Regions from separate parts of the Homo sapiens genome. Here region 2 is linked to region 1. Evidence: chromatin loops called from intact Hi-C (ENCODE). Cell type or tissue: HepG2. All regions are shown on one strand. Links, peaks and the distances in the headings refer to the core of each region. The heading gives the core; the rest is flanking DNA.

Evidence for each region. A loop is a pair of places that touch in the nucleus more often than their neighbours do. Peaks named below come from ENCODE experiments on the same cell type or tissue, not always from the same donor. Only the 100,000 strongest peaks of a DNase experiment are listed, where the experiment ranks them.
Region 2: it touches region 1 in a loop (2.4-fold over the local background); 2 of 110 quality-filtered maps call a loop at or near these places.

The regions. Positions count from the first base shown.
Region 1 is chr2:204,678,276-204,691,391 of GRCh38, forward strand. It overlaps PARD3B (par-3 family cell polarity regulator beta), which reads left to right. Exons shown (of 23, transcript NM_001302769.2): 2 at 7,906-8,007. It overlaps LOC124907968 (a long non-coding RNA gene), which reads right to left and starts at 423. Exons shown (of 2, transcript XR_007088057.1): 1 at 1-423. In HepG2, for the core only: no CTCF peak of the experiment used is centred there; a DNase peak (open chromatin) is centred at 5,336.
Region 2 is chr2:204,479,562-204,492,677 of GRCh38, forward strand. No RefSeq gene overlaps it. Among named protein-coding and RNA genes, the nearest start is that of PARD3B, 59 kb to the right of the region's middle. In HepG2, for the core only: no CTCF peak of the experiment used is centred there; no DNase peak of the experiment used is centred there.

The DNA of each region.
Region 1 (13,116 bases), core at 3,443-8,442:
CCCGCAACTTCTGGAGCCCCAGAGGTTGTGTATTACAAACAATGCCCTTTTGGTTGTTGCCTTCAACAGAGAGCTAAGCCTTAACCAGCTCAGTGGAGAGTCAGGGTGACATATACCCTGCCCTCTTGGTACCCGGGTTCTTGTCTGGCATCCAGGAAGAATCAGGTCACACGGACTTGAAGGATGTTGAATGCAGAGGTTTTATTGACTGATGGAGGTGGCTGTCAGTGGAAAAGGAGCTAGAGCGGGGATGGTGCGGGAAGAAAGTAGTCTTTCCTTGAAGCCTGGCTGACTCCAGCCGGGTCGTCTCCGAAGTCGTGTGGTCTGACATTAAGCCGCGTCTAGCCTTAGTCTCTGATGCGCAGTTGCTTCTAGTCTCTGATGCGCAGTTGCTTCTCCTCTCGATGTTCAGCCGCTTGTCTCTCTGCCAGCTGAGCTCTGAGGTTTATAGGAGCACGAGATACGGAGGCTGGGTGGGCCAAAAAGTAGCATTTGAGCTGGAAAACGGATAACTGTTTTCATTTAGGGCTGCAGATTCCAGGCTCGAGGGTGGGTTCTTTGCCAGGGAGCTGCCCTCTTCTATCCAGTATTTCCCTGCCTCCTGTCGGTATCGCTAACATACAGATCAAGAAATAGAACATTGCCCTAGAAGCCGCTTCATGCCTCTTTCTACTCACCACCCTTCCCCCTCACAAGGAGTAACCAGTCTCGTGACTTCTACATTGTGAATTAATTATGCCTCTTTTTGAACTTGTTATGCATGTAATCATACAAAAGGTGCTTGTTTTGTATTTGGCTCTTTTTATGCAATTTCATGTTGCGAGATTTACTCATGTTGTCGCATAAACTTGTAGTTTTGTTCATTCTTGCTGTATAGTATTCCATTGCATGGACATACTGTAGTTTATACATTCTACTGGTTACGAATATTTGAGCTATTTCCAGATTTTTAGGTATTAAAAATAATCCTGCTATGAATATTCTGTGTGTCGTTTGGTTAGGTATATATTCATAGCAGGATTTGATATATACCCAGATTTCTGTTAGATGTATACCCAGAAGTGGAATTGCTGAGTTATGTGTGATGTTCATTCAGCTTTATGGCATGTTTATGTTCAGTTACTGCCAGTTTTCCAAAGTGATTGTATACATTTACACTTTTACCCTTAGTGTACTAGAATTCTAGTTGCTTTGTATTCTCACAATCCTTACCCTAACCCCAGTCAATTTGGACAAGATCAATATCTTCACAATAGTGAGCTTTTCAATCTATGATAGTCTTCTTTAATTTTTCCTAATATTTTATAATTTTAAATCATAAATGTTTTGCATATTTTCATTAGACTCATTCATAAGTATTTGATTTTATGCTATTGTAAATGTTACAATTTTTTTTTAATTTTTTTTAATCTTTAACTGGTTTTCTTTGTTTAGTTATTGGTTTGCCTTATTTACTAAGATACTTCTATACTGTGATTTGGTGGTGCCTATTCTCAAATGCTTTTTCTGCATCCATTGTGGTGATCATTTGATCTTTATCATTTTTTCTATATTAATTTATGAATAACTTAGGTTGATTTTTGACTTTTAAATAACTCTTGCATGACTGTAATAATTTCCACTTGGTTATCATGTATTATTCCTTATAGACATCACTGAATTTGATTTACAAATGTTTAAGATTTTTACCTACATATGTAGATTTTTACCTACATATCCATGAGAAAGAGAGAGACTGGGATATTATTTTCTTGTAATATCCTTGTAAGGATATTGGTATCAAATTTATGCTATCTTTTTTAAAAAAAGCTGAGAGAATTTTTCTCTTTTTCTAGTCTCTAGAAGTATTTATATAAAAGATTGGCATTATTTGTTCCTTAAATATTAGGAAGATTTTACCTGTGATGTCATCTGAGCTTGGAATTTTCCTTTTGAAGAAACATTTGGAAGGTTTTGAAACAATAAATTCAATTTAATTCTTGTTGTTTTTGTATTAATCATATTTTGTATTTTTACTGTCCATTTTGTTGTATTTTTCGAAGAATTCGTTCATTTTATAAAAATTGTTAAATTTATAGGTCCAAGGTTTTTAGAATATTCTCTTCAGTATCTGTAGGATCTATAATGGTTTTGCTTGCCTTTGTTCCTTCCTGATATTGGAAATTTATTTTATTTTTCTTGATTGGTTCTGCTATGAATTTACTAGTTTTGTCAAGCTTTTCATAAAACCAACTTTGATTTTTATTTGTTGTTTTTTTATTTCATTGTTCTTTGCTCTTTATTTTCTTCACTGTGTCTTTGGATTTCATTAGCTGTTTTTTTTCTAGCTTTTTGATCAATTTTTTTTACTTGTTAATATGTGCATTAAAGACCATAACTGACACATTTGGCACTGATTTACCTGCATTCCACACATTTTTGCTATTTTAATTACTAGAAGTATTTTCTCATTGCCTTTATTTTTCATCTATGGATTTTTCAGTACTGTATTTCCTAATTTCCAAACAGCTGGGCATTTTTGAGATATTTTTCTGTGGTTGATTCTACTGTGATAAGAGAACATATTTTAAATGATTTCAGACCTTTGAAATTTGGTACACGTTCCATGTACACTTATAAAGTATGTTCTAATCTTTTCGGTTACACTATTTGTGTGTGTGTGTGCAAATATAATACAAATAAGTTAGGCTACATTTGTTACTTGTGTCAGTCAGATGATTTATATCTTCTTCAATTTTTTGTTTCCTATCAAGTCTCCCAATTCATGTTTTTAAAATATTTTTTAAAGATCTGTTCATTTTGACAGTATATGTATTAAAGTTATATTATTGGGTACGTACACATTTAACATTGTTATCTTTCTGTTAGATTGAGCCTTTTATCATGATTGAATATCCCACTTTATCTTTATTAATACTTCTTTCCTTGAAGTCTCCTTTATCTGATATTAGGATTAGTATGGCCATACCAACTTTCTTTTGATAGAATCATAGATTTTTAGATCTGGAAGTAAATATATGTATGGACTAATTCTCCCTCATTTTATATGTAATTAAAGGTTTATAATTCTATTGGACTTGCTAGGTGTTACTTTCAACCCAGCATAAAAACTCCGGGTCCCATTCTAGTTCTGCTGAATTCTTTGGAAACATACTGTAGTTAATTCAAACAGCCTCAGCCCATGTTCTTCTACTAGGCTTTTCTCCTGAAGTTTACACTTGGTTGATCTATTTTAGGAAGGTGAAGGCGTGTTCTGAAGCCAGTTAGGGCTGGTTCATAATAAACTGTATATTCATCACTGCCTTTTCTGGCTTGATTCTTTCCTTTCACGTGTCAGTGCTGCTCTGCTAGGCTTTGTTTGGGTGTCATTTTCCAAAACTCTTGTTTTTCCCTGCACTGCTCTGTGGCTGGCTACTCAGAGGCTCCTGTTCTCTGTCTGCCCCAAACAGTCTGCAGACATGCTCTGTCACCTTCTCCTTCCTGGGTGCATTGTGGGGCATCTGATTCTCATTTGGTCTTGGGTAGAGGGGAGAATGCCCCCAGGAGATTATTATAAAAGTAATTAAGTGTTATGTGCAAGTACATTTTTGTAATTCTCTATCTAATTTCTGGTGCTTCAAACTCCCTCTCTATTCTTGGCAGTAAGATCTTTTTCCACTGTTTCCAAAACCCTTAAGTCTATGATTATGAAGATTATATTTTGAAGGTTTCCCCACTTAATTCTCATTTGTGAAGCATGGGACAGACCCACTTAAGCAAAGAATTTGGGGCCTTCCATTGTCACCCCCCATGTCTCTGCATTTTGACCTCTATGAGGTGCATCATACAAAAGGCCATCCAGTCTCCAGGCTCACTAATGATGATGCACCCGAGGCCCAGAATAATGGCAACTTGCCTGGGTACGTATGCTTATGTAGGGATAGAAATGGACCTGATTCCCTGCCTGATTCCTTGGTAATTGTGCTTTGTATTAAGTTATTTAATAACAAAATATTTTCTGTGTTTAAAAAAAAATCCCACCTTGGCTTTGCTGCTTATTCAGTGTCTGAACTTCGGAAAGTTAATTCACCTACCTTGGTTTTCTCATCTGTAAGATGGATTAACTGTTTTATGAGGCATTTTGAGGATAAATGAGTTAATCATACAAAACACATAGTACCTATAGTACCTGACCTATAGGTAAAATCTCATTTTGTGGATATGTGCCACCAAATTCATGAAGTTAAATTCTATAAAGAAAATTCCGTTTTGTTTTTACCTTCCATTTGACCATTGCTGTTGTGTTCCAGTAGGTAAGATTCTTCTAGTAAAAACATTAAGCCACCAGGAAACCAGTTGCATGGCTGAGAACTGTAATTCATGTAGCCCCTCTCCAAAAATCGGCTTTTCCTTTGCAGCACTCTCCCCACTTTGGGACCTCGCTGCCATTGCAGGCTGTTTTTTCTTCTTGGACTACAGGCATCTTGCTTGGGCCCCTCCAAGTTTTCCCTTTCTTGTGTTTATTGGCATAATCCCAGTTCATGGTAGTCACAGCATTATAGTATGTGGGTTGCCAGTCTACTCCTTTAGGTATTACAAGTGGAAAATTATTGTACTTCAAACATGGTTAATGTAAATTTTCTAATGCATAAGGTAAAATTTCATGTCATCTACCCATAGTGAAGGTCTTTTGGTGCTATTAGTATTAAAGCCTATTTGGAACCATTTTTACATTTGATCATTAAAAATAACTCTTCTTCCTGTAATGCCTGTGTTTTTGTTTTGCTTTCCTTTTGCAATTCATTCTCATAGGCTAGTTTTAGTTTTAAAATTTTAGTAGCATTTAAATTAACTCTTTTATTTTAAAAACAGATACAATAATGTCAAAAGTGGAGAAAACATAATTATAACATTATTTTTCAATAATGATCCTAGGAGTATAAGTAATAAGACATTGCATAGCAAAATGAACACATATATTAGAGATATTTTCAAAATAATTTAAAAGCTATGTGTACCACAGTTACTTGTGCAATATAAAGGCAAGTTAAGTGTCATAATCATAAAAATATAGTAATTTTTTCCCAGTGACAGTATGAACCAGAACACATATGTGAACACCTTTTCATATCTGATCAGTTTTATTCCTGATGGCAATAAAACCATGTAAATGAAATGCAAAATGTTGACTGCAATGTAATGGTTGAAATTTTTACATGCATTAAAGAGTCAGGATAAATTTATGGTCTTACGATGGCTGTAGGTTGCATATTTTGTATGTACATTTTTGAGTGATCAATAGCACCATGGCCAAAATACCATGGGGACAAAAATCACAGTTGGTATGTACTGTGGTTTATTGACATTTTGCCCCCTCTCAGATGTGTAAAATATTAACCCTGAGACTGATTTCCTATGGCTTGTCTGTTTTTGTTCAGGGTTAGGTGTAGATATATGCCCATCATTAGCCTACTCTTTTCTTCTTTGGAATGTATAAAATGGCAATATCAATGTGGAATAGGGAGTTCAAATTGTAGTCTTTCCATATTCTGACACCATGTTTTTCACTTAAAATTTTTGGGTCAAATACATGTTTCCAAAATGTATCAAGATACTTTTTTACTTCATTTAGTTCTGAGCTCTTTTGAATCAAATTAGAGAACAGTGTCTTAGTTTCAACTCCGTGTCTTATTTTCCACAATGTCTTGGATCCCAGTGTGCGTGAGGGAGGAATGGATGTGATGCGGCAACCCCATCTTGCTGCCATTTGTTTGATATTCCCTTTGCCACTGATCAAATCCTATCTTTGGCTATTTTTTGAGTTACTTTATTTTAAATTAGGACTCTTTGGTTTTCTTCTCTCTGTGTTTCCACCTCTAGGCAGGAAGGTGTACTTTAACTTACTGCAGTTGTGAAGGATGATTATTTACCTCCATCGTAGGTGATAAAATCTGCTTTTACAAACTGAACTTGAGAAAAAAGCAGATAACTGATAGATGCCTGCTTTTAAGTACAAATATACTATAAAGAAAACTCTTTAGAATACATTACTTTTTATAAACATGGTTAAAATCAACAGATTTCATCTACAGAGCTAGGTAATATATCAAAAAACTCAATGGAAGTTTATAGAAATTAATTAAATTGAACTCTTTTTATAAGCAGACTTTTTACAAGGAATAAATAATACTTAATATTTCCGTCAGAAGTCCTGGGTAGATTTGAAGAAATATGTTGCTTGCGGCATGGCCATAACAAAAAAGATTTAATTCCCAAATATTGCTGGGGGAGAGCTGTATTGTCCAGTGGCCATTACATAGTTTTCTCTATGCTAGGATCCTCCCTTTTTGAAATCTGGCCTATTATACTTAGCTCATCTTTTACAGCACAATTACTTCGGGTTGGCAAAGACCTCTGGTTAAAGAAACTGAATAATGAGAGTTGTGTGTCTTTCTTACCTGATTATACTCCCACTGCTTATATCTTTGAGATCTCTATCTGTGCCACAGAGTCAGGCATTTAAAGTTTCCTAGTAAATCATTGGTGTTTGCACCTATAAACTCAGTATTAGAAGTAAACAAAACTCCTTTTATTTTACTTGAAATTCAATACTGTATGGAGAACTTAATTTTGAAATGTCTAAAGCCTAACTAAGGAGAATTCCTTTAGATTTTTAAAGCCTATCACTTTACCAAGTTGTATTACTGGAAAGCTATGTACTTGGGTCACATTTTAGTAGCTCTCCAAATAGATGCCTTAAAAAAGTATTGTTTAATAGTATGCCCTTACTGTTTATTGGGGGTCAGCTAAAAAGAAGACTGTATGACAACCATTTCTATTAGCTTTTATGAAATTGAAATTGAATTCCGTGGGTTATATTAGTTCTTATCCCTAATAAAGATTTGTATGGGAAAGGCTTAGAGCTGTATCCTAGAAGAATTTCCATCTTTCTTTTTTAACAAACTGGTATCTGTTCGTTTATTGGATACCAAGTGTATTATAGCTCAAAAGTTTCCCACTTTGAGGGGCTTTCTAAGACTCACAGAACCAAATTGATTATAGCTTGGGGATTATGGTAAAACCTTACTCATGTTTTTCTTCACTTCATTCATTGGTTCATGTTCTTGTCCCATCGCTATAATGGTTCACTTTCATAGCTATCCTGGAAATAGGCAGTACGTAAGTAACTGAATGAGCTAGATTATTTAATTCTAAATTCTAGAATCAGAGTAAGCGGTTTTTAAAAGTAAGCAGTTTTTTAAAAAGCGATAGTTGAACATCTCTTTAATTACTACCCCAACTCAGTGAATTCCCCATTCAACTCTGAACACAGTTTGAGTTGCTGCCATGCTGCAGGAAATGGCAAGCGAGGCTGGAGCTCCTGCTCTGTGCATCATTGCATATCTCAGAGTGAGGCTGCATGCTGAACATGGAGATTTAAACAGGTGAAGATGTTGGTGGCTACCCATTCCATTTATATATTTTGTAGTGATAGCTATTACCATCACAGATTCTGCCTTTAGGGTTTTTTCCCTACAGCTTTGGAATCTGTTTGGACTTTTATTCCTAGTTTCAGAAAGTACCCTCAAGAAGATCTTTCTTTTCCAGAGTATTCTTGGAATTACCTGAGTTGTAGGTTATAAAAATTCCCTGAGTATGTTTTTCAAACAGTTTATTTTTGCATTGCAATTTACCTTCCAGGAAAATTGATGAAATATGTATACCTTGATTCTCCGATTTAAGTTAAACAGGATAAAAATGCCAAGTATTTTTTTCCAAATAAATAGATAACATTTGTTTTCAGTGTTTAAAAATTTGATTACTAGAACATATTTTTAACAAGTTAACTTATGTCTCTTAACATTAAAATGTGTTTAACTTTTTAACATAGATTAGGTCATTAAACTTGTGTTTGTTCTACTATAGGGTCCTGGTTACTGGGTGAAGATTCATCACTTAGAATATACAGATGGAGGAATCCTGGATCCAGATGATGTCTTGGCAGATGTTGTTGAAGATAAAGACAAGGTAGATAACTCTAAAAATGTGCCTCTTTGTTTTCCTCTACAGAGCTGCATGTTTTCAAGAGACTGAAATCCTTAACAAACTCATGTGTCAATTATTATTAAAAGATACCATCTGTTCAGGTTTCACCTGGACAGCCCATAAATCAAAGTTCTTCATCAGATGTTTGGAAAAACTGTGTTAAGGTTTGGGAATCTGTTTGTGTTGGCCTAATTAGCAGACACTTCATTCCCAAGAGTTTCTGATATGTCTTAATAAATTAGTTTCATATGTGAGGCTGTTGGAATCATCATTGTCGTTGCTGGCTCTGTAGTTTATTCCTGGCCCTTGCTAACTATTCAACTAAATGCCTGAGGCGTGAATGTGTTTCAAAGTAGAGAATACAATGGGGCAGCAAGTTTTATGAAGAATTACAGTGAAGATTTTTCTGAAAGTAGCTGGCAAACAACTATCTTGAGTGATAGTCTTATTTTCACTGCTACAGTAAAAGGCACTAAATTGAATACTCCAAAAAGTTTGAGCGTGTTCTGCCACTTATTTGGGAATAATCTCGTTGCAAATATCTTGTTTTAATGAGATTTTTCTTCTGAGACTATACAGAGGAAGGTGTGAAAGTATACTATTTCATTGCAATACACACGATTATTGCTGTTGAGACAGGTTTAATACTACAGGTTTGGCTCCTGTCATCAATGGCTAATGTGTTTTCCAAAACCGAACTCTGTCAGAGAGATCTAGCTTTCAAAGTTTCTTCTATTATACATCTTTAGTGCTGTTTGTACAAGGCTAATTTATATTTGGAAACATGTTTCTCTATATTTTTTCCCTGTAATCTCAGGGGTGTGTATGTGTACATTTTTGTGTTTTACCTAACTGGACTGGAATATAAATAAGTGATTTATTAAACTCAGGTGAAGTTTATATTTTTCTTTTTCCATAAGATCTCTTCAGACTGTTCAAACTTACATTAATCTTTGCAGACATCTTATACATTTACTTTTCATATTTTATTTTGTAATTAAAACCTGTTTTGCTTTATGTTGTTATTAGCGATTTTATAGTCTATTTAGGGAGATAACTAACTAAGTTTTATAGTCTATCTAGGGAAATAACTAGCTATCTAGATAAACCTAGTTATCTCCCTAAATAGATTGTAAGCTCCTAGTGGACATGGACTTGGGAGATTTTTATTTGTGTGTTTTTGTTAGTAGTATCTGGTATAATATCTTACACAAACTTGATTCCCAAAAATACTTACTGAATTAATGAGTGAAAAAGACAGCTTTACTTTCTACACTTGACTCTTGCTGTATGTAATTTTGATATATACTTCCTGTTTATTTAGTTGGTCTCAGGGTAAATAAAAGGGTAACTAATGTATTATTAACCTTCAGAACCCTGAAGAAGGGTTTTTAGTTCTTTCACCCTGTTTCACTTTCTGCTTCTTCCCTAGGGATCATCTTCTTCCTTTGAAATAATCCAGATATTTTAATTGTTTATTAATGTAGAAGGCAGTTCCTGTCTTAAATTTCACTGATGTCCAGAACATTAAAATGAAGGGCCAAAAAATGGCAAGTTTAGGAAGGACGAGAAGAAAATGTCTTACCCCAGCTTCATCCAATACCTCATTACTAGAAGGATAAGTCCATGAACAGTGCCCAGGGAGATAATTTGTCCCATAGAGCTCTCACATTTAGAGCATTCTTTTAAACTATCTCAGCAATGCAGTTTATAACCATAATCCACTTACTACACACAGAAACAGCTTTATTATATGTAATCTCTGTTTTAATGGGACTCTACCACCATTACTAAATAAGGTAAAAAAGTGAGATAATCAGTTAAAATCCTAGCTGAGGATTAGTACTGCTTGGGTTCGGCTTTAACAATTCTGTTAATGTACTTCAATATTTCTACATGATGCCTAATTGGTATTGTTCTGCAGAGTTTATGACAATTTATACTTTTGATGTTGCTAGAAAAAATTGTGTTGCCATTTCTTCTTCTTAAAAAATACGTAAGTGGCACGGTGGCTCATGCCTGTAATCCTAGCACTTTGGGAGGCTAAGGTGGGTGGATCACGAGGTCAGGAGATCAGGATCATCCTGGCTAACACAGTGAAACCCCATCTCTACTAAAAATACAAAAAAATTACACAGGAGTGGTGGCATGCACCTGTAATCCCAGCTACTCAGGAGGCTGAGGCACGAGAATCAATTCAACCCAGGAGGCAGAGGTTGCAGTGAGCCAAGATCACACCAGTGCAGGCCAGCCTGGGTGACAGAGCAAGACTCCATCTAAAAAAAAAAAAAAAAAAAGGTGAAAAAAAGAATTTCTTATTTTTCTGACAACCTTGGTAATCTTAAGATTTCTTTATAGTCCATATGTCTATTGTGGAAAGAAGGCCCTGCCAAATTTCATTTTACCTTACTTTTTGGCAGTTTAGATTAAGAAGTAACTATAAGTGATGCTTTGTGGATGCTTAATGACATATCAGTCTCACTCAGGATCCTTTGAGGCGGTATTGAGCTTAGACAAAATAACAGTTCACCTGTTTGCAAATTGGCTACCTAATAATCTTTGGCATTTAAAATGTGGATAGAGAACAAGTCCAAAGAGGCACGGATAGATGCACATAATCATTGTGCTAACCCCAAAATATCTCACCTCCTAGGAAAGACTCTCACTCCAGGTGAGAAGTGGCATTAAGGAACTGTTGGTCTATTGCAGCATATCAGGCAGGAAAAACAGAAACTTAGAAAGCAGGGGAGGCTGGGCCATTTAGTGTATGGTAACACCATCCCATACACTTCAGTAAAGGTAGAAACTAGAGGTTAAATGATATTGTACTTCAAATTAGAGAAGGCTCTAACAAAGTTCAGCCAGTGTTCTTAAGAAATGACTTTTAAAACTTGTGCCTAAAGTGGTTTGTCTGTGGTCTTACTTCTATTATTCCTTTGGCCAACATAGTGCTTGGCGCATACATGGTATCTGCTTGGGAGCTTTGGTTTTTTAAACTTGCTTTCCTAGTACAGCTTCCACGGGGACCAAGTCTCCACTGTGTTACACTACTTCTAGCCTATATGTGTCAAAATATTATTGGAACAGCTTTGGAATATTGCATCTTATGATAACTATTTGTATAAAATGTTGTGCTGAAACTTAATAATTATCTGGTTGTGACAGTTATTCTCAAGATTCTTCAGTTTGTCTATCAGTCTGATGATTCGAGTTCTTTGGGATAAATATCTAAGAATTGTAATTTTACACTCATGTCTCCTCTCTGGTTGCTAAAGGCTACCAACTTAGTTCACCCAATAGTAACAACCTAATCATTGATGACTAGCAATGGCCCAGAATGTCTTTGGCCCTTATTTATTCTACGTTATTTTAAAGCAATCCTGAAGACAAGAGCTAGTGTTATCCCTATTTTTAATTTCCAGAATAATCACAGAAATTGTAAGTAACTTGCCCAAGATCACACAGGTAGTAAATGGCACAATCAGACTCTGGAACCTAGAATTTAAATTTCTGTAATCTTATTTCTTTTCTTCTCTGATGTGTCAAGCAGTTTGGCGCTTGTATCTATAATTTCTATTACGAAAATTCATCAGTCATAAATTAACATGAATTTTGCTTTTACGTAGTCACCACCATTGCTAAGAAAAGGTTGGTAATAGACCAAACTGTTGAGTATAACAAAACAGTTGAGTATACAATTTATTTATAAATTAATTCAGAATTAATATGCCATACATATTTAATATATTTCAACCCTGTTTGCCTATAGCCTGCATCTAGTTTATTGTAAAGGCTTGTCAGCTCTACCTCTGTTGCTTTCTTTTGCATCCTCTTTTCTCTAGGACCCAGATTATTTGATTTAGATACAGTTTAATTTCAGTTGGACGCTTTAGACTGCACTTGAAGTCTAACCACCATATGCAATTACAAAGAAAAACAAGTTTGTATTACAGTAACTACTTTTTTGCACCAACTATAGACTGTGCTGTTTTCAGTAGGCAGAGTAATGGCGCCTCAAAAATGTCTACTCCCTAATCTCTACAACCTGTGAATATGAATGTTACATGACACAGCGTCTTTGCAGATGTGCTTAAGGATCTTAAAATGGAGAGATTATTCTGGATTATTTGGATGGACCCAATGTAGTCACAAGCATCCTTATAAATGAAAGAAGAAGGCAGGAGAGTATTAGAGAGATAAATGTGAGAAAGACACACCCAGCCAATGCCAGCTGTGAAGATGGAGAAGGTGCCACCAGCGAAGAATGTAGCTGGCCTCTGACATTGGAATCAGTAAGGGAATGGATTCTCCCCTAAAGCCTCCAGAGAGAACACAGTCCTGCTGATACCTTGATTTTAGCCCAGTGAGACTTGTTTCAGATTTCTTAACTGTCAGATAATAAATTTGTGATGTTTTAAGCCATTGCATTTGTGGTGACTTGCTACAGCAGCAATAGGACACTAATACATACACTGCCTCTTTTCCCATTTTAACTTTTAAAGTGATGTTAGTCTTCTCAAATTTCATATTGACTGGGCATTGAGATCCTGCAGGATGAGATAAATGCTTTGTACTTCAGATGGGTTCCTTGTTCTTTGCCTTCCTCCCAAAGTCCATCACAAATGATCCTCAGTTTATTGGGTGAGCCTTCACTCTTTGAGACTTGATCTTTAAATATCTAATTATGCTGTTATCGTCTATAGTGTAGAAATTATTTCAAAGTCACAGACAAACAGCCTTGTTCACTTATCAGTTTCTCGCTGCAGTATGTAAAGGCCCTAAGAAGTCTGAAGACTGATGCTTAGTAAACCACTGCAAAGCTTAATGCTTCCTTCCTTTTAAGTGAGCATGAGAGCTTCTGAGTATTAAGCTTTTTAAAATGATTATTTTCTTTGGTAATTGCCATTATTAATTTTTGGCTGGGTTGAAGAAGACAACTGCAATATAACATGAAAACATGGCAGTCTATCACATCTATTATATAAAGTCAATTACTGCCATGGTTTCATTAACTGTACAAAAGTAATACTGTATTATGTAGTAAAGTAACATGGAAAGATGCCTCTGTTCTTGACTAAATTTTGCCTATCC
Region 2 (13,116 bases), core at 3,377-8,376, 200 kb before region 1:
GCTGTTGTTTCATCCCAGGGACTCATTCCACAGCTCAGTCTATTCGTGGTGGTGCCTCTCCATCTCCCCAACATGCTACTCCATCCTTCTCAGCTACCTCGTCCCCTGGTGTGTTCTGATCTATGCTGCCTGTCATTGCTTCACATCTCATTCTTAGATGCCATTTCTTGCCCTTCCAGCTCACTTCCTTTTGAACTCCCTTCCCCCCTCCCCCACACCATTGCAATGATTCATCCATGTACTGGAAACCCCCTAATCTGTGGAAACCACCTATTTTTAACTATCTATATCCATATCTGCCTATCCTGGTCTTCACTCTCCAATTTATCCAGCTAAATTCCGAAGTTCCTTCGAATCACTCTCTTGCAAACATTCTCAACTTCTCTGCTTGGCCTCAGTCATGCTGGAATTGTAACACCCTGTGAAAGGAAAATAAATCTTGGGACCCCCAAAATCACTAAGTCAAAGGGAAAAGTCGAGCTGGGAACTCTGTCAGGCAGACCTGCCTCCCATTTTGTTCCTAAATAAGATAGCTACAAAGATTATTTTTTTAAAAAAGCTACATACCTCCCTGAAAATTTACCTACAGGACATTCCTTGTGGACCTCAAGATCTTTACCCTAAAATATCAATAGCTTATCCTCTTCACAGGTGCGGGAAAGTCCTCCCTCTGCTCACCTGAGACAAATGCATATCTGACTACTTCTTCTGCCTTATTGTTTATGTAAAAATGTAGATTCACTGAACCAGACTAAAGCATAAATGGTTGTTCCTCTACCCGCCCGCCTCACATGTAAGTTGTATTTTCACTGAAAGTCTGTCTCTTATCTACTTGTGACCTGAAGCCACCCCCACGTCAAAGTGTTCCACCTTTCTTGACTGAACCAATGTACATCTTACACATATTGATTGATGCTTCATGTCTCCCTGTGTAATGCAAGCTGTACCCCAGTCATCTTGGGTACATATTGTCAGGACCTCCTGAGGCAGTATCACAGGCACATCCTTAACCTTGTCAAAATAAACTTTCTAAATTGATTGAGACCTCATAGATTTTGGGTTCACAACCCCAATCACCTCTCTTCCTTGGACATACACCTAGCCAGCTCAGTGTGACTGGGAAAATAGTAAGTAACTAACCTAACTACTTTCTTTTTGCATTTGTGACCACCCCACTTTTACCCAGATATCATGTATTTTGTTTCCCAAGGGAGGATAGCCCATCCTTTGAGACCATTAAATTTTCCCCACCTCTTCCATTCCCCTGAACTCTTAGCTGATGCCCCTTCTTTCACTCACAGAATGAATACCAAGTAAACAAAACACACTCATCCTCCCACTGTCAAATATCCAAACCTATATGCTCTTCTGTTGTGCAGGAAAGTGTCCCTGCTTCTGTCTGGTGGGAGGAAGCCTGGTGGGCTGCTTCCACCAGGGCTCTGGTATGTATCTCCTCCCACTTCTACCAGACTTTGCTCCTTATTTATCATCTCAATTTCCTGCACCATGAAACTGTGTCTCTTTCTCTACTCAATCACTCAAACTTTTAGCTTTTAGCTGAGACTATCTTTTATTTGTTTGTTTGTTTATTTAATTTATTTGAAAGGGAAGGCATTCATGTCCTACAAATTTTGAAAAGTACAAAAAGATTTACAAAGTCGAGTCCGCCTTTCCCAAGGTACTCAAATTACTTCATTCTCTTCCCTATAGAGAGCCAGCATTTTTACCTTCTGGTTTATCCTTCTTGAAATACTTCATGCATCTGTGTAGTAACATACAAATATGTATATTCCTCTTTCCCCCTTAAAAACAAAGTTTGCACCCTGCACATATTGTTCCGCACTTGTGTTTTTCACTTAACAGGACATGTTGGAGATGATTTCATCTTAGTTCATACGTGGCTTCCTCCTTCTGTTCTACAGCTATGTAGTTGCATCGTGTAGAAGTACCATGATTTATTTAGCCAATTCTGTATTAAATATGTGCAGTCTTTGCAAAAAAAAAAAAAAAATGCAGCCTCTGTGACCTCATCATTCCCCTTCCTGCTACTTCCTATTTTCCTGTTTCTCCTTTGATCCAAACTCCTCCAATGAGTTGCTACACATGCTGCATCTATAGCTTCATCTCTCATTCATTCTTCACCTTCTTCAATTTGGCTTCACTCTTCACTGAAATTGTATTTTCGAGGTTACCAAATTCAACGACTGCTTCTCTGATTTCATCTTACTTGAATTCTCAGCAGTATTTCATACAGATGATCACTCTTCCCTCCTGTGTCCAGAACACTGTACACGCATGGTTTTCTATCTTCCAGTTTATGCCTTTTCTGGAGATTTCTCTACCTACCTTTCCTTTTTTGGATTGTTTTAGGTCTTCTTGTCTATGTACCCACTGTCCTTAGATAACCTCATTCTGACCTTTGGCTTTATATCTGCATGCTGGTGGTCTCCATATTTATATTTCAAACACAGACTACTCTGAACTCCATATCCAACTACCTGTTTAACATCTTCACTTGGATGTTAACTAAGAATCTCAGGCTAGATTCAAAACAGAGCTCCTGATCCTCCTCCTCCTCTCCCACAAGCCTGTTCCTCTGTCAGACTTCCCACCCCTGTACATAGCACCACTATGCATCATTGGTAAAGCTGAAAACCTAGGAGACATCCTTGACTCCTCTCTTCTGGATGTCAGTCCATATGCAAGTCCTGTTAGTTTTATCTGCAAATGTGCTCAAGCACATCTACTTCTCTCCTTCTTCCTATCTCCCACTCCATCAAGCTACCATCCTCTCTCCCTTAGTCTACCTCAGTAACCTCCTGGGGCCTCTCTATTCCAGCTCTTGCCCCCTCTAATCCAATTCCCTCAAGGAGCCAGAGTGATCTCTTAAAAATGAAAACGGGATCATGTCGATCAGATCAGATCATCTTCCTACTCAAAAACCTTCCTATGACTTTCTTTGGCACTTAGAATAAAATGAAAATTTCTTATGGTAGCCCAAAAGATCCCACAAAAGCTGGTCAGGGCCTCCCTTCCTGCCCTTACTCCACTACCTTCAGCACCAGGCAATTGGCTGTTCCCTCCACGTGGAATATGCTTCCTTTCATCTGGACATTGCTGGCTCATTTGCGTGCTTTAAATCACAGTCCCAATATCACCACCTCAGAGAGGCTCTCACTGACCACTCCCTCACCTATTTCTGAGATTTCTCAACAACACTCACTTTATTGCCTTCATATCAAGTGTCATATTCTATCATTATCAAATGTATGTGTTTACTTTTGATTTCTGTCTCCTCCCCTAGGACATAAGCTCTAAGAGGGCAGGACTTATTTATGACTTCTTTGGCATCTAGCTCTTGGTACAGTGCCTAGAATTTCCTGGCATCTCAACTATTTGAGACAAAATTATTTCCTAAAGTATAAAATTACTAAAAAGATTTTGTCAAGTATTCTGATTTTATTTTTAAAATCTCAGAAATATTATAGATTTTCATCTCACTTTAAAAAATTTTTTGTCTTTTTAAAGATGCCAAAATATTTAAGATTTGGACAAAAAATACATTCATTCATTAGTTATTCAAAAGTGACAGATTTTGCTGTATTTAAATGCTTCATTTTTGGAAAATTAAAATTGTACTTGTCCTACAAATTCATATGGAAACTATGTTATAATTTTTAAAGCTCTTGGGATTTTTTTTTAGTTTAATTATTTTTGCATGCATTGGTGAAAAAAGCATTAGATAAAATCCTGTTATACGGTAGGTACATTATTCCGCTCAAAAAGCACAGAACTTTCAGGAAACAAAAAGTCCGTACGAGGGATTACACAACTAATAGTTTCAAAAGCAAAATCTGTAGAAGTGACACACAAGACGCTGCACCTTGTCTTCTGTTGTGCATCTATTGTGGTCATGTATTATGATCTTTAACTTTATTTTAAGAAAACAGTTGCTCTTCTATAATCATCATTGGCCAAATCACCACTTCCAACCACTTTTTTTCTCCACCCCTATGTCCATTCTCATAAAATGTGGTATATTCTCCCCAAAGCCTTCTTAATGCAAGGCCATGTGTGCATATTGGAGTTTAGATAAAGAATGCTGGCCTCTTCACTGTTTACTGATTGTATCACAAGCTCCCCTGACCGGCTGGCACATATGCAGCCTCTAAAGGTTCTAGGGCTTGATTTGTATGTAGCCTCTTAATTCATATGTATGAAGCCACTGCCGTATATTACAGGGGCAGGGCCATCCCTTCTATAAATTATGAAATCAGTTGGAAAGCCTGATTGTTTGTTAGTGAATGTGAACTCCTTGAACATTAATCCACCCCAGGCTGCAGTCAACAAAGTCCTGGCATTGAGCCAACCCACCAGCAGTGGATCACTTTTGACTGCAAGTCAGGTTCACTGAGTTGGACAAGTGTGGAAGATTGATCGCAGAGTAGTCCACACGCCTCTGGTAGGATGTGAAGGAAAGTGGTAACTTCAGACTGAAGAAACTCAAGAGAGACTCAGCAGAATATCTTCATGGAGACCCTGACAGTTGAGAAGTAGCAGCAGCAAAAGCCAGATCTTTCTGGCATACAGAAATCAGAGATAGAGTGGCAGAGACATCAGGGAAGGGAGCAGGAGGCAAAACAGCTCCAGGCCCACAAAGCATAAGGATCCAAGAGGCAGAAAGTGGTGAAATAAGGACATGCATGATGAGCACATCAGACCTAGAGGAGCGTGTGTGTGCGTGTGTGCATGCGCGCACTAATGCCAGATACACCTGCCAGAAAGGAGGCCAGCTTCTTCTTACAGTTAACCCATTTGTTAGTAGTGTCATTATTTTTGAAGTCTTCCCGAAATCTTATGATTACATTTTTTAAATTTGCTATAAAAAATAATGTATGACCTTTGTTTAAAAGTAATATATATGCATATATGTTTATACATATACATATACACACATGTTTATATATACATATACACACACATAGACATATACATGTATATACATATACATTCACATATGTATAATTATCCTGAACTGTATGCAGTGTATAAGATCAAATGCAAAATCTCCAATACCATCTGCTCTCTCACCTTATTCCCAAGATATAACCGCTATGAGCTAAAGATTTCATCAAGTTTTCTCTTTCCCTCTTTGAAGCGTTTCTCAAACTTCCCCTTTGTTCTTTTTCTCCAAGAAAATAGCATTCTTTGAACTCATACCTTCCAGAATAAGGGGAGCAGCTTTCTAGCGTTAATCTCTGTACTCACCAGCCTCCAGCCACTACCAGACTATTCTTCCTAGAGTACCATTTTCCCTTAGAAAGCCCCAACCACTCTCCCCAGTGCCTACCACACTGAGTCCAGCCCTCCATCACCCATCCTTATGAAGCCACATTCCCTACCTGGATCTTCTATACAGCTAGGCCCACCTCAACATTTACCTTCTTCTTTCTTCCCTTGGGCTTGTGCCCCCGCTGTCCCTCTACCTGGTACTCCATTGTCGGAGGCCTGTGAACCAGAGCAACTCTGTCTTGAATAGGAGCTGGGTGAAATGAGGCTGAGACCTACTGGGCTGCATTCCCGGACAGTTAAGGCATTCTAAGTCACAGGATGAGATAGGATGTTAGCACAAGATACAGGTCATAACACCTTGCTGATAAAACAGGTTGCAGTAAAGAAGCCAGCTAAAACCTACCAAAACCAAGATGACGATGAGAGCGACCTCTGGTCATGCTCACTGCTACACCCCCACCAGCACCATGACAGTTTACGAATGCCATAGCAACATCAGGAAGTTACCCTACATGGTCTAAAAAGGGGAGCCATGAATAATCCACCCCTTGTTTAGCAAATAATCAAGAAATAACCATAAAAATGGGTAACCAGCAACCCTTGGGGCTGCTCTGTCTATGGAGTAGCCATTCTTTTATTCTTCCACTTTCTTAATAAACTTGCTTTCACTTTATGGAACTCACTCTGAATTCTTTCTTGCGCAAGGTTCAGGAACCCTGTCTTGGGGTCTGGATCAGACCCCTTTCCTGTAACACCATCACTATGCACCAGCCTATCTTCCTCTCATCTCCTCTTTGCTCATCTCTGTCTTTCCTATTCTCCACTGCCCACCTCTCACTCTGCTTCCTCTATGAAACATCCCTACTTCTCCAGCTCAGCAGCCCTCTCCTTTCCCTAAATACCTATTGAGCCATGTGTTTTAGCATTTACTGGTTTTCTAATTATTTTGAGAGTGTTAGTCCTATTTCTTCCAATTAGAAATAAATCTCTTGAGGTTGGGGAACTTGCCTTAATAACCTTGGCACCAAGATAAACACATGGGAAAACACAACACATAAATGTGTAGAAAATGGTCACATGCGTAGGAAACACACAGGAAACAGCCAGACATAGAGCAAGTTTACTTTTCACTTAAGTGCTTATCTCCCCATTATTTTGTATGTAGGACCAGCTTTTACTTTTTTGGTTTTGGCTTATGACTTTGGCTCATTCCTTTTTATGTGGTCATTAAAGTTGAGGTGGAATTACCTTTAGGGCAAGGTCACTAACTGGCCGGGTAGATTAACTGCACCTTTCTTTTCAGGGATGCAAATTTTTGTTTAATGTGTCTTAGAAATTTGGGAAGATACTCTTAACTCTCAAAAAATCAGCCCTTAGAGGCACAGCAGGTAATTAGGTTCCACCTAAGGTTTGAGATCTCCTAGATTTTAACCTTAAACATTTAGCCCATATGCCAATTTAACAAATCATGAAACACATTCTTCTTCTTATGTTAATGTAGAGGAAAATTTTAAAGAAAAGGGTAAATCTACTGGTGTATGGCATATGGAGGTCGAGATCCCACATAGATTTTCAGCATTAAGGCAGAACAAATGGACTGCAAGACTACAAAGAAAACAAATTCAGAGCAGTAACCTTTTGAGAACCGCCAAATTGCTGGCAAGATGAAAATGGAGTTTGCATCTGAGAAATTATGCAGCGTTGTGCTTTTTGGAGGAAGGTACAGCACAGAGGGGTATATGTGTTTTCTTTCAAAACTCTATTTTTAATATTCATAATGACACTAACTGAAGCAAATGTGACTACATGTAGAATATTCAGTAAATGGTAAATGATGGTGGTGGTGGTGAGGAGTTTGGAGGAAACTAAATGGAAATAGAGGCTCTGGTGGACCACGTATATTTTTGAAATATCAAACAGACACATTCAGCCTGGATGCTGAAGATCACTATGCAGGGTGAGAAGAAAGTCGAAAATTTGCCCAGAAAAAGTCTGAAAGACATCACAGCAAATGGCAGGCTGGATCTCAGCAGCATAAAAGAAAGAAATGTATGAAAGAAAATGTCTCTCTGCATATCATAAAGACAGCAAGATTTCCAACATATGCTGCTATTTTAGTCTTTCATTTGGCAGACCATTTGTGACTAGTTATGGGTGGGGTTGTTCTTGCATGTATGTTTCTGCCAAGTATGATGAATGCTCAGACTATTTTTCCTGACCTTACATGCATTGACTTCTCCTTTTTTCTTCCTCATGTGCCCTATCCTGATGTTTGCTATCAGATAGGGTTCCCAGGCAGCTCCATATAGGATCGTATCAGAGACAGAGAGAGTAATTTAGTTTAGATAAAATGAGTTCATTTCAGAAATGTGTTTCCTTATTTCATTTACTTGTTTTGTCACACACAAGAGAGCAAGCCAATGAGAATCTAAGTAACATAAGATTAATAAAGAGGCAAACACACACCAATACTCAATTCTTACATCCATCCCTTTCTTTCCGAGGCCTTAAACAAATAATGCATATGTGTTTTTCCATAGTTGCCATCAGTGTGTGTATTTCATCTTCAGATTCATTTTTTTCACTTATATATTTCTACATATGGATAAATCTCACAAATTTTTATTTTACTATTTTAATAAGAATGACGTTCTGAATTCTTAACATACCACAGCTTGTCTAGCTCTTCCCCTTTTGTAGTGCATCTCAGGCACTATAAAATCCTGCCATTGTATACATCAATGATACAAACATCTTTGTAAGATAGCACTCATTTATGTCATCCTTGGGTTATTCTCTTTGAGGCATTTTTTTCCTAAACTGGAATTCCTGCATGAAAGAAAAATAAACTCTTGTTCAGAAGCTCTCATAACCTACTTCCAAATGGTTCTCCAGAAAGCTTTAGTCAATTTTTTACGGCAACAGCCATTGGACGTGAGCCTGCCTTCTCATAGCCCTGATGAAATTCAGCTTCTTCATATTTATTCATTTTTGCTAATTTGAGACATTTATTGAATGAGTTAATTCTTATTTCTCTAATCTCAACAAAGATTGGGGTTTTAATGTAATTATTTACTGAATTTATTTCTTCATGTATTAACTCTCTATTCATCTCTTTCGCAATTAATCACTGCAAGGTTGTAGACTGTTTTTACAACTTGCAGTCAGGACACGGACTCCAGCCCCTTGAAAGGGTCTTTATCGCTTTTGAACACTTATTAACTTGTATGTTTATTTGAATTCTACATATCTTTTTAAAGGAGACAGAGAGAATAGGTGTTGAAAGCATAGCTCTGGAGCCAAACTCCTGGATTTGAACTTAGTCTCTGCCCCTTATTGGTTAGTAAGTTCATGTAAGTTGTTCAATCACTCTGTGCCTCAATTTTCTCATCTGTATAAAGATGATAATAATAAAACCTATCCCATGGAGTTGCTTTGAAAAGTAAATGGGCCAAGATATGTAAAGTGCTTAAAACAGTGGTTAGCACATAGTAAATCTGTGTGTTTATCATTATACATAAGCCATTGATTTTAAGTTTACAACTTATTTTCCCACTGTGTGACTTTCATTGTGGTATTTATTCTATGATACCTATTTTAGAATATAAATATATCCAAGTGTGCCTTTTTATTGCTAGAGAAAGTGTTGCTTTATAACAACCCTTTGATAATTTGGAGTTTGTTGGCTCTATGGTATTATAGTATATCTTCAAGTAGAGATGATATTCAAAATCGTTAACAATTGCTTCAGAAATCAGAAATCAATCCAAATATTTAACAATTGAAAGGAATCAACCAACCAGAACCAGACACTCACTAATCAGAACAGAGCCAACAAATCAGGACTTAATAGCAACCAGTGAGAATATACAGGCTAAATATCATTGCTGCGCTCCAGTTACTTCTTTTCTGTGCTGTTCAGTTGTTCTATGTATTAAAGTGTATTTAATCATAAATTCTCTCTGAAGGATGATATTACTTCTGATTTGTAATATGGTCATTTCTTCTTCCAATAGGAATATTTAGATGATTTAAATGTGTTTAAAATACCTGTTTTACCTTTTACGGCTAACTATTAGGTTAGTACAAATGCAAAAACCGCAATTACATTTGCACTAACCTATACTTAAAACATCTAGCTGTAGTTAAGTACCACAGTAATTGCACAATAATTCCAGGAATAAGCAAAGTTAGCTTGCTATGGAGCCTTCAAATGGAATATTTAATGTATACAAGCCATTGAGTCACACAACATAGATTCAGATATTGCCTTCACAATGTCAAAACCTTCTAATAAAATATGAGAAAGACATTGAAAATTCTTTTTCTTCATGTGTTATAATAAATATTGAGATGTTTGGAAGCCCCTGGCTGTTAAGAATGAGCAATATGTTTGCCATTGTGTAAGCACAGCTATGGACTCTGGTTATCAAAAAGTGCATTGATGAGCAAATAGAACACACTCCACCAATTGTTATTGACAGAATTCTGTCATTGCAAGTGCCTGTTCCACTGATGTGTGCTATTTTTTTTTTCTCAGAGAAGTGAAGGAATAATTGTAAGCTGTCTCTTTGGCTTATGTACGGTTTGTACCCCCATTTCTTTCTCCACCTCTTTGATAGTTCTCAGATTTCAGTAACTGCTTCTTACTAGCCATGTGCTGCAGAGCATGGTGCTCAGAAAAAGTTAAATAAAAAGAAAGCGCATTGACAGATCATATTCGCAAAGAGTCCAGGACTGTCTATAAGGACTGTTATGATTTGTTAAAATGGCATATGGGCTAAATGTTTAAGGTTAAAATCTAGGAGATCTCAAACCTTAGGTGGAACCTAATTACCTGCTGTGCCTCTAAGGGCTGATTTTTTGAGAGTTAAGAGTATCTTCCCAAATTTCTAAGACACATTAAACAAAAATTTGTATCCCTGAAAAGAAAGGTGCAGCTCTTTCCTTTCCCTAAATACCTATTGAGCCATGTGGTTTAGCGTTTACTGGTTTTCTAATTATTTTGAGAATGTTAGTCCTATTTCTTCCAATTAGAAATAAATTTTTTCTACGCTGTCTCTTCCCTTTTAACTTTTGATCAATGTGTTTCACTGTGTGCATGTTTTCCTGACACTTTTGAACATAACTGTAGGTAATACAGTGTGGACCATACTGTTAGAGGGGCATTCCCAGGGTTCCAGGAGGTAGACTAATAGTCAGCACAAGGTAAGTGAGATCTGATACGCGAAAAGTCACCTTGAGAGATATGGCTCAAATTGAAAGCAACAAGATCAGATCTTGGCAATGACCAATCAGTGGTGTTAACATTTTCTAAGAAAGCATGTGTTAACACTATGGGATCAGCAGCTTGGAAATCCAGAAAATGAGTGTGAGAGGCAACGTTTTCAGAGTTCTTGTTACTCACCTGGGAGGAGAGGCCCATTGATCAGTGAATGAAAGTGTATTAGATGCATCCCCAAGGAGCAGAGGGAGTGTATTGGGTAAAAATGGGGGTTAAGTCTATGTTCAAATCCCAGTTCTACCACTTACCAGTGACTTTAGACAAGTTACCTAACCCCTCTGGGCTTGTTTTCTTATCTGTAAGATGGGGGTGATGATAATAATACTGACATAATGGATAATAAAATAAGTTAATATGTAAAAATGTTTAGAACACTGCCTAATGCATAAAGAACACAGAGGTGAATCATGATCCTGCAAGAGGTACCTAATACATAGTAAGCATTCAATAAGTGTTAACTACTTTTTCTTGATGCCATTAAATGATAAATATCATTCTACTTTGATGACCTAGTCACAAAGTGACCCTCGGATTACCAAGTGCCTTCCCATGTAGATTTGCCTAATGAGACAGGATGTGCAATCTAAGAAAATGACTCTCCGGTCCAAGGAGGTGGTTTGAACTTTCATGGAAATTAATTTTCTGGTTTATAAATCATTTTGTTATGCGTTTGATTCGTAGCACTCTTCTGCGGAAAAAATAAGGACTGCTGTTTGGAACTGTAGTACTGAAAACCTGACTTTCAATAAGGGTGAATCCATTAGGATATTATCCCTTTGCAGGCTTCTGCCCAGGTGACAAGAAGGACTATAGCAAGTCACAATCATATTCTCGAGTCAATTACTCATGAAATGAAACATACTAAGCTTGCATGAGAAAGTTCTAACAGAGACAAAAGGAGGTTACTTGATTTCTGAGTGTAGGTACCCTGAAGACTAAGACTTGCAGACCAGTAAAAGTCCCAGATTGTACAATAGTAGCTTTGAACCTCAGAATCAGAGTAACTCCGAGAATGACATGCAGCCATAGTGTCTTCCCATTAGCATTAGTTACTGCTCAAGGAATTGCTTATTCCAGCAATGATATTGTATCCCCAAAAACATACAGTGCTTTTTGTTCTATTACTACTATTTAAATAATTTATTTTATTGTACCATCCATTATATTCACTGAATGGCTGTAGTTTGACAAGCATGGAGGTACAAATTTCTACCAAGCACCCCATGGATTGCAGAGGGTCTTAGGAAAAGGTCACTGAGTCTGCTGAAAACTTGCTGGAACAGTGAGGCAGGCCTTGTCTGAGACTGTGCTGGAAATCCCCACTGGGCAGATACCTTTCCTATGGCCTTATTAATTTAAAATTTAATAATTTTTCAGCATTTATTGCTTTGACAAGAAGTTCCCATTAGCCAAGAGAAAAACAGTAAAGATCTTTCCTCTAGTTTTAAATTAAATACTTTTTTATAGAATGCTATTGTTTGAAACCAAATGCCAGGACAATGATGCCATAGCTGGATTCAAGCTGCTGGCTGAATTCCAGGGAAAGTGCTGTATGGCAACCCTACTCATCAATCCCAGAGACTAAACCCACTTCCAAACAATAAAAATCAGCTCAAGGTGCTGAGGGTTCTGTCATGATCAAAAGAGCCTGTGTGCTGGCTCATCACATGGACAGCAACACCTGGCATTCTTCCAAACCATTGGAGTCAGCTAATGGGTCCCCTACTGAGTCTTTTCCCCCTCTTGGTGAAGCATCCATAATTCATTCATCATTCCTCTTAAGAAATTGTTTTGGGCCCACCATCATTTTGCTAGGATTTGCCTAGAAGACCCTCAAAGAGGTCCAGGTCCTTTTAGAGGTATATTTTTGGTTGGTTTTAATCCCCAAATATGGCAGATAACCTACCTACATATCTCAACATTTAAGCTCTCCTGGGCCTAGTCAGGAGAATATACGGGCTGCTACAGATTCTCAACCTAAGACTGGACCCCCAAATCCAGAATATATGGTACCCCGACTTTAGAGACCACAGGGAGAGGGCTTCATACTCACCCATTGAAGTTGTCAGGTAACTACCTTTCTGTCTCTGCCCTACGAAGTCCTCAAAAAGGGTCATGTGCTTATGTGACCCAGCTTTGACAAAGCAGTCAAATTTCTCCATGAACTTGTCATTCTTGGAATACAGCAAAGTCTTGTGAATACTTTTTTGAAAGCTGTCAAAATACAAGAGTTAAACTTAGAGAGTAATAAAAATAAGAAAGAATAATAAAACTGCCAACTGCACTTTTCTCTCCAAGCTGTATTTAGGTAAAATTCTATGTGTTCTCTTATGGAAAGAGAAGACTGTCAGATTTAAGGGCCCAAGCAAACAAGAAACAGGGCATGTTAATTGAAAGAATTATTGTAATTGAAGTTTGAGTGCAAAATTACACCCTTCATAATTTTACACTTAAGTGCATTTCTGTCCATGCTTGGAAAGACAGAATTTTCCTCATGTCTGACACATCAAATACCAATAACCCTGCCATGCAGTAACACA